2 separate regions of the Homo sapiens genome follow, and region 1 is linked to region 2. A link is an interaction called in ENCODE POLR2A ChIA-PET data of the cell type or tissue named here. Cell type or tissue: Panc1. All regions are shown on one strand. Links, peaks and the distances in the headings refer to the core of each region. The heading gives the core; the rest is flanking DNA.

Evidence for each region. Peaks named below come from ENCODE experiments on the same cell type or tissue, not always from the same donor. Only the 100,000 strongest peaks of a DNase experiment are listed, where the experiment ranks them.
Region 1: POLR2A ChIA-PET joins it to region 2 with 7 read pairs; 2 of 35 experiments call an interaction of 5 or more read pairs at or near these places.

Annotation. Positions count from the first base shown.
Region 1 is chr6:151,049,181-151,053,569 of GRCh38, forward strand. All of the region lies in intron 26 of MTHFD1L (methylenetetrahydrofolate dehydrogenase (NADP+ dependent) 1 like), which reads left to right. Among named protein-coding and RNA genes, the nearest start is that of MIR12131, 51 kb to the right of the region's middle. In Panc1, for the core only: no CTCF peak of the experiment used is centred there; no DNase peak of the experiment used is centred there; H3K27ac peaks cover 1,947 bases.
Region 2 is chr6:151,270,924-151,275,312 of GRCh38, forward strand. The region is part of intron 2 of AKAP12 (A-kinase anchoring protein 12); the gene reads left to right. Among named protein-coding and RNA genes, the nearest start is that of AKAP12, 33 kb to the left of the region's middle. In Panc1, for the core only: no CTCF peak of the experiment used is centred there; no DNase peak of the experiment used is centred there; H3K27ac peaks cover 75 bases.

The sequences.
Region 1 (4,389 bases), core at 212-4,211, 220 kb before region 2:
CCCCATCTCTATTAAAAATACAAAGATTAGGCCGGGCACAGTGGCTGACGCCAGTAATCCCGGCACTTTGGGAGGCCGAGGCAGGCAGATCACGAGGTCAGGAGATTGAGACCATCCTGGCTAACACAGTGAAACCCTGTCTCTACTAAAAATACAAAAAAATTAGCCAGGTGTGGTGGCAGACGCCTGTAGTCCCAGCTACTCAGGAGGCTGAGGCAGGAGAATGGCGTGAACCCGGGAGGCGGAGCTTGCAGTGAGCGGAGATCGCGCCACTGCACTCCAGCCTGGGCAAGACAGCGAGACTCCGTCTCAAAAAAAAAAAAAAAAAAAAATTAGCTGGGTGTGGTGGCGGGCTCCTGTAAGCCAAGCTACTAGGGAGGCTGAGGCAGGAGAATCGCTTGAACCCAGGAGGCGGAAGTTGCAGTGAGTTGAGATCCTGCCACTGCACTCCAGCCTGGGAGACAGAGTGAGACTCCATCTCAAAAAAAAAAAAAAAAAATGGGTTCGCATGAGCCCCCTCCTTGGGTTCAATTAAGTTCCTAGGATGGCTCACAGAACTGAGAGAAACACTTATTTACAGAGGTGTTATGATATATATTGATTTTCGTCCATGGTTCCTGGTTCCTGAATCCCATAAACCTTCTTACAGCCTTTTGTTATAATGTTGGGGGTGTCACGCCTCAGGGGCAGGCCTCTGACCTTCCCTGCCCTCCTTGCACTGTAATGTTTCCCCCATTTCTGATTGTGAGTCTTAAGACCCTCCCATGAGAGGGTCCCACCCTACACCTTGTGGGAAGGAATGTGGATGTCATGAAGTGTCCATAAAAACCCAAGAGGACAGGGTTCAAGGGGATTCCAGATAGCCAGACATGTGGAGCTTCCTGGAAGGCAGGGCACCCAGGTCGGGCATGGAAGTTCTGCACCTCTTCCCCCATACCTCGCCCTACACACCTCTTCATATGTGTCCTTTGCAATATCTTTTTGTTGTTGTTGTTTGTTTGAGACAGAGTCTCGCTCTGCTGCCCAGGCTGGAATACAATGGCATGATCTTGGCTCCCTGCTACCTCCGCCTCCTGGGTTCAAGCGACTCTCCCACCTCAGCCTCCTGAGTAGCTGGGATTACAGGCATCCACCATCATGCCTGGCTAGTTTTTGTATTTTTGTAGAGACGGGGTTTCACCATGTTGGCCAGGCTGGTCTTGAACTCCTGACCTTAGGTGACCCGCCCGCCTTGGCCTCCCAAAGTGCTGGGATTACAGGCGTGAGCCACCGTGCCTGGCCTGTAGTATCCTTTATAATAAACTGGAAATGTTAAGCATGTGTTTCCTTTAGTTCTGTTAGCTGCTCCAGCAAATTAATCAAACCCAAAGAGGGGAGTCCTAGGAACTCCAATTTGAAACCAGTTGGTCAGAAGTTCCAGAGGCCCAGACTTGCGACTGGTATGGTGGGGGGCACTCGGCCCTGTGGGATCTGACACTATCTCTGGGTAGACAGGGTCGGAACTGAACTGGAAGCCACCCCACCTGGTGTCTGCTGCTTGGTGTATGGGGAAACCCCATACACATTTGGTCACAGAAGTCTTCTATGTTGATGACTGTTGTGGTGCGACAGCAGAGGAAAACACGGTTTGAGGAGAGCTTTTCCCAACACGCTTATGTGTGCCAGTTTATTATAGAAGACACAGATGAACACCAGATGAAGAGATGCATAGGGCATGGTCTGTGGAGTTGGGGTTCACCTCCCTCCTGGCACAAGGATGCCTTCACCAACCCAGAAACTCATCAAGTCTTGTTCAAGGATTTTTGTAGAGCTTAATCTCCACTCCCCGCCCTCCACCCTTCCTGGAGGTTGATGGGTGGGGCTGAAAGTTCCAGCCCTCCAATCTTCTACTTACTTGGTCTTTCCATCCTGAGGCTAGCTGGAGGCCCACCCCGTCACTCCATTACCTTAAGCTCAGGTGTTATTGAAGGAGCTCCTTATGAATAGAGCAAAATCACCCCTATCAGAAATTTCAAGAGTTTTAGGAAACCTGTGACTGGAACCAAGGACAAAGATGAAATATATTTTGTATGATAGCACACCCACCAGATTGGATCGTGGGGCCATATGGCCTTTAGTGTGGAAGCTGCTTGACCACATTTTCCGCCCATGCACTGCCATTCTCATTTCAGGCTGCGTCATCATCATCATCACCATCACCTGTTCTTAGCAAAGGTCGCACACCTTCCAAATGCTTTGTATAGATTAGCTCATCACTCCCCATACTCACCCTGGGAGCATAGTCAGGGATAAGAGGTAGAGTTCTAGCGCTCTGTGGCTACTATGGTTTATGGGATCTTTGCGCAGGAATAACTGGACTTTAAACATCTTGGCTTTTCTTTTCAGTAGGTCAGTCGGCATGTACTCACAGGGCCGTGCATGCTGAGCATTGAGACACATCACAAGGGAGTGAAAACCTGCTGCCATACCCCCCCAGAGGCAGCAGGATGTTTGGATAAATAAGGCATAAACACCTGGAGAATTAAAGCAAGTACAATTAGTGCAGCCTTTGCCAAGAGAAAGGTGTAAGTGCTAAATGCAGTAGATGTTCAAATACGGCAGAGACCACAGTGGGCAGGGTAGGCCAAGAATGCTGCCTAAGGAGTGGGGCTTGGGGTGAAACTGGGGCATTTGAGACACTGCAGGCCCATCACCCTGGCTGCGCCCTCCTGAGGGAGGCAGGGACTGAGGCGGGAGGCCTGGAGAGGTCTGTGCGTGAGCCTGGGGGCTCATTGATAAGGAGCTTCCAGTGGGGGCAATAACATTGGAAGTGGAGAGGATGGCATGTGTGCCGGGAGACGCAGTGGAGTGGAAGTCGCCGGAACTGACAAGGGATGGGATGTGAGCAAGGAGTCCAGGTGAGTCCTGGGGACCTGAAAGGATGGACCCAGAGAGATAAACGACTTCAAACCGGCACGGCAGTGAAGTGACTGACCCGCGAGTGCCCTGCACCGAGGCTGACATTTGACTTCCTGCCAAGTTGGCCATCAGACAGTTAGAAATCAATTTTGGAGTTCAGGAGAGAGGCCAGAGCTGAAAATTGGGGAGTTGTTTACATTGGGAGTGATATACAGTCTCTACATTTCCATCCAGTTCAAAACATTCTTGCGTGTCTGCTATGCACTGTGCACTGAGGTTACCAAGACTGGAAAGACCCAATCCCTGTCCTGGAAGCTTAGTGTTGGCAGGAGGCAGACAAGCTGATACATGCAAACAAAGGGCTCACAGGTGCCAGGATGCCAAGGGATACAGAAGAAGGATGGTTGCTTCTCTACCCAGGAGTGCCCTGAGGTGTCTTAAAAAGAGGAGCATTTATGACTCAGGCAGGGTGGCACATTCCAGACGGCAGTGGGCAGGAGCCTGACTCCAGAGCGCCTTAGAGGCTGCCGCTGGGAGTTGAGCTGGACCCTGAAGGCAGTAGGGTAAGCCATAAATTAGGGTTAAGGAACCAAGGGAATAAGGGGATCAGACCATTGCATAGCTCCAGCAGCACCATTACTAGCAGCCTGTGTGAATGATGGTCCCCTCTTACATGCCCACCATGCAAGGGCTCTAGGCCATTCTTCACTCTTTAATGCAGAAAAGCAAAACTTCCAGCTGTTTTCCCCTACCCAAAATGTGTGAGCCTGAGCCCAGCCCCAGGATGGATCTTGTCCTAGGTAACCAAGAAGGCCTTAAGTGTCAGAAGAGGTAGCTCCAGGCTGAATAAAGGGACAAATGAAGCATTACTGCACTGAGATCGCCCGTCGTGGGGTGGGTCTATACCCATCTAGTCATTAAGCCTCAATAATTTGGTTTCTAAATGGACTATTATTTGCTACAGATCAAAAGTTGTTGGAAACTATATTACACAGATAAATAGAATTGTCCTGCAAATAAAGGAAGTAATCTCTTCTCTGTTTGAGATACCATGCAGTATTTGTCCAACTTGTACAAATAGTTCTGATCCATGAGAATCCTCCACTTTCAACTTACTTGCTGCTATATCCCAACTATTATAAGGCCATGGAGACCAGTAGCCTGGTTTCCATTATCTTTGCTCTGTTTTTTTTTATGGCATGGTTGACACTACCTCCAGTAGCAAAGAGTTAACTTGTCATCAGAGCTATAAAATCACAATGATAAGTGAAAAGTTCTCTTTTGTACTTTAGCATCCAAGAGAAGTGTAATTCCCAACTACAATGCTCAAAATAATAGAGAGTTTTTACTTTGGGCCTGAAAATACTTATAGGTCAGGTCTCCTAGTTGGGTCCATGCTGTTGTTGGTGTTCCCTCCCAAGTAAATACATACTGAATTTAGCAAATTATTCATTTGTGATCCTCTGTGCCATCTAAAAATATATATAGTTT
Region 2 (4,389 bases), core at 259-4,258:
GCAATCGAAGCAGACTTCTCTGGCTTCTGAATAACAGTTCTTAGAGTTCTAATTTAGTATTTGGATAGAGTTACTGCTTCTAGTTTGGGGAGTTAGTTGCTAAAATAATAAAATGTCTCCATGGTAGGGAGGGGTGATGGTGAGGAGGTTTGCTGGTGGTTGGTTAAGTATGTTTCCCACCAAATATGCCGAAGCAGTTTCTTCTGTTAGTTACAGGTCAGAATCTTTTTGCCATCTTTGCTTTCTTTCTCCTGTTTGCATCCTTTTTGTTGTTGCTGAACTTTTTTAGAGTAAGTTTTAGATATCAGACACTTCACTCCCAGATAGTTCAGCATCGTCTCCTGGGAATATATCCCTACATTCTTCTGCTTACCCCCAGTGCCATTATCACAACGAAGAAACTTTTTTTTTTTTTTTTGAGAGGTTCTCATTCTGTCGCCCAGGCTACAGTAAAATGGAATGATCTCAGCTCACTGCAGCCTCTGCCTGCCAGTCTCATGTGATCCTCCCACCTCAGCCTCCGGAGTAGCTGGGACTACAGGCCTGTGCCACCAAGTCCAGCTAATTTTTGTATTTTTTGTAGAGATGGGGTCTCACTATATTGCCCAGACTGGTCTTGAACTCCTGAGGTCAAGCAATCCGCCCACCTCGGCCTCCCAAAGTGCTGGGATTACATGTGCGAGCCACTACACGCCCCCAGCCCACAACTGAAAAACTTTAACATTAATTGATTTTATTTATTTGTGTATTTTTGAGACAGAGTCTCAGCTCTGTCGCCCAGGCTGGAGTGCAGTGGTGCGATTTCGGCTCACTGCAACCTCTGCCTCCCGGGTTCAAGTGATTCTCATGTCTCAGCCTCCTGAGTAGCTGTGATTACAGGCGCTTGCCACCACGCCCAGCTAATTTTTGTATTTTTAGTAGAGACGGGGTTTTACCATGTTGGCCAGGTTGGTCTCGAACTCCTGACTGCAAATGATCCACCCACCTCGGCCTCCCAAAGTGCTGGGGTTACAGGCGTGAGCCACCACACCCAGCCCAACGTTAATTTAATGATATCATCTAAGATAGAGTTCGTATTCAAACTTCCTCTGTTAACCTTAAATATATTTTATACCTGCTTTAAAAATTGGGTCCTGGCCAGGCATGGTGGCTCATGCTGTAATCCCTGCGCTGTGGGAGGCTGAGGTGGGATGATCACTTGAGGTGAGGAGTCCAAGACTAGCCTGGGCAACGTAATGAGACTTCAGCTCTATAAAAATAAAATACAAGAAATTAGCCCAGTGTGGTGGTGCAGGCCTGTAGTCCTAGCTACTTAGGAGGACTAGGTGGAAGGATCCCTTGAGCCAAGGAGTTTGAAGCTGCAGTGAGCTATGATTGCATCACTGCACTCCAGCCTGAGTGACACAGTGAGACCCTGTTTCAAAAAAAAAAAAAAACAAAAAAAACAGTGGGGTCCAGCATATAACCAAATTGCATTTGGTCATGTTTCTTTTCTAGTTTCTTAAACTAGAATACTCCCTTTGCCTTTCTGTTTTTCGTACTCCCTTTGCCTTCCTGTTTTTCATGAGATGATAGATAGATAGATAGATAGATAGATAGATAGATAGATAGATAGAGATGGAGTCTCACTCTGTCTCCCAGGCTGGAGTGCAGTTGTATGATCTCGGCTCACTGCAACCTCGGCTCACTGCAACCTCTGCCTCCTGGGTTTGAGTGATTTTCCTGCCTCAGCCTCCCCAGTAGCTGGGATTACAGGCATGTGCTGCCACGCCCTGTTCATTTTTGTATTTTTAGTAGAGACAGGGTTTTACCATGCCAGGCTGGTCTCAAACTCCTGGCCTCAAGTGATCCACCCGCCTTGGCCTCCCAAAGTGCTGGGATTACAGGTGTAAGGCACCGCACCCAACCCATGAGATTTATTTTTATAAAGAGCCCAGGCCAGTTGTCTTATGTAGTGGATTTGTCAGATTTATCTATGATTAGATTCAGGCTGGACATTGTTTTATTTTTGAGACAGAGTCTTGCTCTGGCTGGAGTGCAGTGGTGCAATCTCAACTCACTGCAAGCTCCGCTTCCCGGGTTCACACCATTCTTCTGCCTCAGCCTCCTGAGTAGCTGGGACTATAGGCGCCTGCCACCACACCTGGCTAATTTTTTGTATTTTTAGTAGAGATGGGGTTTCACCGTGGTAGCCAGGATGGTCTGGATCTCCTGACCTTGTGATCCGCCTGCCTCGGCCTCCCAAAGTGCTGAGATTATAGGCGTGAGCCACCGCGCCCCGCCCAGGCTGGACATTCTTAGCAAGAATACCACTTAGGTGATGCTGTCGTGATGGTGCGGTGATAGTGAGTCTTTACTGTTGTATCACACCAGCAATCACAGACAATGCCTGTCCCTCCTGTTATTGCTGATACTGAGTTTGACTGTTAGATGCTAGTAAGGGCTGAGTTTCCCTGTGGGGTACTATGGTAGTTTCATACCGGTGATTCCATTGCCAGTATATTCACATCCAGTGATGACTCTCGCGTAAATCACTGTGAAATGGTGACTTTCTCATCTGTTATTCTTTTCTATATTTCTCCATCTGGCATTCTTCCATATAGGTGAGCTTTTTCCTTTTACCCTCATCTCTCCCTTTGTTTTCCCTTAAAAGTTAAACATCTTTTTTCCAACAATGAAGTTATTGAACGTATTTCCAACTTTTATGTCAAACTTAAGGAAAGAGACCTCCAGCAGGCCAGTTCAAAGACTCTTTTGGTAGACATATTTAATGGAAAAAGAATGGCTAGGTGGTTACTTTTAGACTAGTTAAAAGAATGAGGCCAGTTGGGCGCAGTGGCTCACGCCTGTAATCCCAGCACTTTGGGAGGCTGAGGCGGGTGGATCATGAGGTCAGGAGTTCAAGACCAGCCTGACCAACATGGTGAAAACTCCGTCTCTACTAAAAATATGAAAATTAGCCGGGTATGGTGGCGTGCGCCTGTAATCCCAGCTACTCGGGAAACTGAGGCAGGAGACTCGCATGAACCCAGGAGGTGGAGGTTGCAGTGAGCCGAGATTGCACCACTGCACTCCAGCCTGGGCGACAGAGCAAGACTCTGTCTCAAAAACAAAAACAAAAAAGAATGAGGTCAAAATGGTTTCCCTCAGTTCTTTTTTTTTTTTTGAGACAGGATCTTGCTCTTTTGCCCAGGGTGGAGGGCAGTGGCGCAATCTCGGCTCACTGCAACCTCTGCCTCTTGGGCTTAGGCAATCCTGTCACCTCAGCCTCCCAAGTAGCTGGGACTACAGGGGCAGGGGCATGCCACTACGCCCTGCTGATTTTTGTATTCTTTTTGTAGAGATGGGTTCTACCATTTTGCCCATGCTGGTCTGGAACTCCTGGGCTCAAGCAATCCACCTGCCTTGGTCTTCCAAAGTGCTGGGACTACAGGCGTGAGCCACTGCACCCGGCCTACCTTCAGTTCTTGAAGATCACCTGGGGGTGTGGTGATGGTGGAGGAGGTGGGGGGGTTGGGTAGTAGGGAAGTGGTTTAAAATTATAGATCATGATTTCGTTAAAGTGTATCAGAAACATTTTGTTGGGAATGTTTTCCTGAAGAAAGTCATGAATTAAATCATGCAAAAAAGTTCTGTCCTTGAGAAGGTAGGGATCTTTAAGCATTGTAAGTATGGAAATTAGAAATTATAGAAAGATTTAAAAATATAACAAAAAATAGAAGTTCCTATTTAACACAACCATTATCACTTTTGTGTGTTCTTAGAAAAAAGGAGTGTTTGTGAGTTGGGGGCATCTCACAATTTTATAGGCAGTTTCTAACTTCAAAGGCATTTTTGAGAAAACCTCAAGGTCATAGAAACAGTAGTATAAAAATGGAGGTAAGAATTTCTAATTGTCACTGGGCTAGGTAACTCATTCCTGTAATCCCAGCACTTTGGGAGGCCGAGGCAGATGGATCACTTGAGCTGAGGAGTTGGAGACCAGCCTCGGCAACATGGGTGAAACCCCACCTCTACAAAAAATATAAAAATTAACCAGGCCTGATGGCACATTCCTGAAGTCCCAGCTACTTGGGAGGCTGAGGCGGGAGGATCGATTGAGCCTGGGAGGTCGAGGCTGCAGTGAGCCGTGATCGCGCCACTGCACTTCAGCCTGGGTGACAGAGCAAGACCCTGTCTCAAAAAAAAAATTTTTTTTTAATTGTAATTTTTCTCACAAACATGTTTGACCCATATGTGATAACGTGGTGACACTGGTTGTACTCCCCAACCACTGTTTCTGTTCCCCAGCAAGGGGATCTAAACCGTTTTTCTTCCCAGCTCTTGCTTGCTGTGTCTGGAAAACACATTTGAAAGGCGAGAGGTTTGCATTCGAGAGAGGCTGGGGCT